Linked DNA regions of Homo sapiens: region 1 is linked to region 2. The links are chromatin loops, found by intact Hi-C in ENCODE. Cell type or tissue: chondrocyte. All regions are shown on one strand. Region 1 overlaps ST6GALNAC3 (ST6 N-acetylgalactosaminide alpha-2,6-sialyltransferase 3). Region 2 holds the start of ST6GALNAC5 (ST6 N-acetylgalactosaminide alpha-2,6-sialyltransferase 5).

The links. A loop is a pair of places that touch in the nucleus more often than their neighbours do. Peaks named below come from ENCODE experiments on the same cell type or tissue, not always from the same donor. Only the 100,000 strongest peaks of a DNase experiment are listed, where the experiment ranks them.
Region 1: a loop joins it to region 2, with 4 times the contacts of the local background. A loop is called at or near these places in 8 of 110 quality-filtered maps.

What each region holds. Positions count from the first base shown.
Region 1 is chr1:76,329,853-76,332,352 of GRCh38, reverse strand. The region is part of intron 2 of ST6GALNAC3 (ST6 N-acetylgalactosaminide alpha-2,6-sialyltransferase 3); the gene reads right to left. Among named protein-coding and RNA genes, the nearest start is that of ST6GALNAC3, 260 kb to the right of the region's middle. In chondrocyte, a CTCF peak has its summit at 1,162 (motif pointing left); no DNase peak of the experiment used is centred here.
Region 2 is chr1:76,866,973-76,869,472 of GRCh38, reverse strand. It overlaps ST6GALNAC5 (ST6 N-acetylgalactosaminide alpha-2,6-sialyltransferase 5), which reads right to left and starts at 1,993. Exons shown (of 5, transcript NM_030965.3): 1 at 1,783-1,993; 2 at 731-976. The coding sequence starts at 1,797. RefSeq lists an enhancer at 909-1,118. In chondrocyte, CTCF peaks have their summits at 986, 1,185 and 2,078 (motif pointing left); DNase peaks (open chromatin) are centred at 324, 892 and 1,572.

The DNA.
Region 1 (2,500 bases), 540 kb after region 2:
GAGAAAAATGAGATGACTGGAAAAAGAAAGTACATGGCATCTCACAACTTCAGTGAATAGAAACTAATAGGATACAGACTCCAGTTGTTGGCAGATTAGTGATGAAACCCCCAGAAGAACATTCTAGCAGGTTCAGCTCCCACAAGACATCTGAGCCAACTGTCTTGTTTTCCCTGGGGGGACTGCCACTGTCATTAACTCTGGTAAGCTCCATTAAAAACACTAAGTTGATGGAAGATACCCTGCCCACACTAATACACTGCCACAGAACTAACTCTGGGTAAGGAGAATTGTGAGTACAAAGAAATTTTTAACACTAATGACTTTAACAAATCTGACCTGATTAACAGGACGCCACAAACTGAAATCCTTGTGTTCCAATCAATCTTTCGAGAAACTTCACAAATGCACACTTGAGGGAGAAAAATTCATGAGATATTTTAGGCAGGTCTCTACATAGAAAGAGAGGAATAATCAAAAAAGACACAATACACTGGCAAGTAGGGTAATTATTGCTAGCAATTCTTGAGCTACTACTCTTTTGGCAAATAAATGCCTACATTTACATTAATATTTGTTTCCCATTAGAAGAGTTTTGACAGTTTTTCACAGAAAGACCTGCCCTCCTGAGACATAAGCTCATTAGAGCAAACTCTACCCTGATTAGCTGGAGGTGGTGAGGAAAACAGGGAGATGCAACAGTTCCATGGTAGGACCATTACGAGAATGAGAATCTGCAAGTAATTGGTGAAACAAATGATTGGTCAGATGAGGAACTGATGACAATCTATCCAGTATTTAAATAGGTAAGTTGCAGAGCACTTAGGCAATGATGGTTATGGACAAGAAGTAATGCTAATAAAGTAGCATTTAAGCAGGAAAGGTGGAGCAAAGGTTCTATTCAATCATTACTTAGATAGTTGAAAGATTAAGGAAGCATTTGGATGCTGGCACATCCACTAAGTGACTGTAAATAGGAATACATCTGGATATATTCCTCTGGACATTTGTTTATCTGATTAATTTTTCATTAAAGACAGCATAAGCTTCTCCTCATAAGCCATAGAAAGCAACCACTTCTTTCTCAGTATTTTTTTCCATTACTCATGAACAAATAATCTTTCTTAAGACATCAAACTATGCCGGTTGTTCATCTCCCCCTAGTGGTAGGGGGACACCACTGCATATCTGAGTGACTAAACATTCATTGGCCATCTCACCAGGATCGCATTCTAAAGAAATGGCAGTAGTCTTACATCATTATCACGAGTATGCTAGATATTGTCTACTGGTACCCAGTATTCATTTTTACCTTCCTCTATGCTCTTCTGCCATCTTACCCAGCAGAGGCTGGCAATCTAACACCTACATTTCCCAGACATTCTTGCCTCTATGGTCTTGGATACCACAGGCAAAAGGCTGTGGAATGCACTCTGAAGATTTGAAATACAAGAGGAGATGGGATCAATATTCCTGTAGCAATTATGTCTAAAGGGTGGCCTCTGTCAATTTTGAGGTTTTGCAGCATTTTCACTGACTAAGACACCAGATTTTGGATATGGAAAGACCGACACTTGCAGCAGCCTCCTGTAGTTATCTGACCTTGAATAAGTTACTTGACTTCCCTGTCCCTTAGATTATTCATTTCTAAATGGTGGAATAATAATAGTATCTATTACATAGGGTTGCTTTGAAGACTAAGTGGATATCTGGCAAGAAGATGTTGGCTATTACTGCTGCTGCATATAAACCACTTAGAAGAATGCCTAGCACACAGATGTCCTCCAGAACGGTTGGCTAAGATAATGATAATTTGAGACCAACAGTATATAGCTAGCACAGGAAGACATTTGATGTCAGAAGACAGAGGACAGCTGTGTGTCACTTAACAAATTACTTGGCCTGGCACGGGCTCACGCCTGTAATCCCAGCACTTTGGGAGGCTGAGGTAGGCGGATCATGAGGTGAGGAGTTTGATTTGACACCAGCCTCACCAACATGGTGAAACCCCATCTCTATTAAAAATACAAAAATTAGCCGGGCATGATGGTGTGCACCTGTAATCCTAGCTACTCAGGAGGCTGAGGCAGGAGAATCACTTGAACCTAGGAGGCAGAGGTTGCAGTGAGCTGAGATCACGCCACTGCACTCCAGCCTGGGCGACAGAGTGAGGCTCTGTCTCAAGAAAAAAAAAATTACTTAACCCTCCTGTGTTTATTTGTTTAATATTCTCCATTGTTGGGGAATATAGGCTGGGCATGGTGGCTTACGCTTGTAATCCCAACACTTTGGGAGGCAGGTGAATCAACTGAGGTCAGGAGTTTGAGACCAGCCTGACCAACATGGTGAAATCACGTCTCTAATGAAAATACAAAAATTAGCTGGGCATGGTGGTGCATGCCTGTAATCCCAGCTACTTGGGAGGCTGAGGCAGGAGAATCACCTGAACCTGGGAGATGGAGGTTGCAGTGAGCAGAGATTGCACCACTGTACTCCAGCC
Region 2 (2,500 bases):
AACTTGATTAGGATTCTCCCAGAGGCTTCACACACTGAAACCAGATATTTATTATTCCAGGGAAAGGAGGCCCAATTTTAAAAAATTCATCTTATTAGTTATTAGCCACCCCATGCAGCAGCTTCCCGGAAGGCAGAGGAAGACAGGCTCACAATGATGAGTTTCAAACCAATGGAAGCTGAGTGTGTCCCTCAAGTCTTCCATGCCTGCCTGGGCACCACTCCCCAGGGCTGAGAGAATTCAGCCCAAAGCAATGCGCTGGAGAGATCAGAGGGGAACGCTGGATCCCGAGCAGTGGCCGCGGGCTGGCTGCGCTCACCCTCCGGTTCCGGGTCAGAGGAACGCTCAGGCTGGTACCCGCGCCAACCCCAGTTTCCTCCCACCAGGCAGCGACTCGGCGGCCAAACCCGAGGCTTCAGGAACCGGACCTCCATCCGCAGCTGCAATTCTGGGGATCAGGGAGTTCTAGTTCCAGGGCCGATTTCTGCTGGGAAATTAGGCTTTGGGGTCCACGCACCTCACCCCTATTTTCTACAAAACTTTGTGTCTTTCTCCAAATAAGAATTCATACCAAGTTGGAACTAGCCCACCCTACCCCAGCGGGTCCACTCCCCTCCAGCCTTCGAACGGCACCTACTCACAGCGCCTCCCAGCCCCGGGAAAGGGGGAAGGCTCAGGTGTGCGGGATCCCCAGGCTGAGTGGCGAGCGGGCTGGCGGGCATGCTGTCACCTTGTGGTCCGCCACTCCGAGGTATCCGTCCAGTGGCCGCGGTCCCGCGGGGACCCCGGGGCGCTGCTGGGTGCTGCTCTCCGCCGCCGGCTGCGAGCTGCCGGTGGCCGACGCCTGCTGCTGCTGTTGCTGCTGCTGCTGCTGCTGCTGCGGGGGCCGCTCCTTCTGGCCGCCGAGGCTGCTGTACACTAGCAACAAGCTGGTGCACATGGTGGTGAGCGCTAAACACACTGCCAGACCATGGCGCTGCGGGCGGGCGGGAGAGAGAAGAGGAGAGCGGCTGAGCGCAGACACCGGAGGAGCGCGCCCAGCGGGGACAACTGTGCGGTGGTCACTCTAGTGGGGGAGATTTGGGGCGGCCTGGGCCCCAGCCCCGCCGCACGCAACTGGGACAGAGAAAGCACCGTCCCCTAGCGTATCGCAAGGGATGCTCCGGGCGCGTCGCTGCTTTCGGCCGCCGCCGCCCAGATCTCTCGGTAGAGGGCAGGTGGTGTACGGCCCCGGGCTGAGGGAGGGAGCGCGCCGGGGCCGAGGACAGGGGTGGGTTTGCACTTTGGGGAAGGGCCCGTCTGGCGCAGCCACCCCAGCCAAGCTGCTGGAATTTTGAGTCCTTCACACCCCTCCTTTCCTGGGGCCCTGGATCCTTGCGATCCTTGCAAGTTTGAAATCTAAGAAAACGAAGAAAGTCTGCAAAGGTCCCCCCTCCCCGTCCCTCTTAGTTTTTGGCAGGCTGTTGCTTTTGGGCACCCCCATCCCTTGAGCAATCTGCCCACTCCTCCATCGCTCCTGCAGCTCTCCGCCACCCCCTCGGACCTCTCGCCGGAGATCTAGGAGGCGAGGCAACCCCGAGTTCCCATCCTGGCTCTGGGATTCCGAGCCAGGCAGAGCTGGAGAATCGGGAGGGAACGCGGAGCGGGTAGAAAGTTGTCCCTTTGTAACAGGCGACCTCGCGGCCCAGGGTTAGGCGTCTCGGAGTCTCCACGGTGCGTCCCGTGGACCCTGAGCCCGGGGATCCCCCTCTTTGCCCGGTGGAGTTGCCACAACTGACTCACCATCAGGGTCTTCATTTTGGGCACCTCTTTTGTGCAGAATCCTCAGGCTCGCGCGTCCGGGGCCACTTTTTCCTGGAGGGTTTCCATGATGGGTAATGGGGCGGAGGCGGCTCTGATTTTTGCCCAGCAGCCGGCCGCGGCAGATCGCGCGCGGGAGCCGCGGGACCCGGGAAGCGCGGCTGTTGCAGAGATTAGAGACAGAATTAAAACTGAACCGGACCCTCGTAGTCTCTCAGCGATCTACACAACTGCCGCCTGCCGCCGCCTGCTGGGTCCTAAAGACCTCTACATCCCCTTCCCCGCCCCCAAATAATAATCTTTTCAGTAGTGAAATTTCTGGGGAGAGAGAGTTAACCGAGCCAGTGTACCCACTTCTTGGTCCGCGGGCTTATTTATCTTTAAAGAAGTCATCAAGTAGTAAAGAAGGAGAACCTGATTGGATTCTGAACGTGATAGCCATGTGAAAATCTGCAACCTAAATTTTCTGTTTTGCGATGTTGATAAAAACAAATCAACCTCCCAAATGTCAATAACTCTATTTATAGCGTTTGCGTTTATGTACGTAGCATAGAGAAATACATGATGAAATTATTTTTCTTAAAAAATTATTTATTATTCCGTTTTTCAATTGCTCACTTTCTTATTTTCTCTTCTCTCTTAATTTTAATTTTACTTTATCAGATTCAGTTATTCTCATGCATTCTTTAGATAATATTTC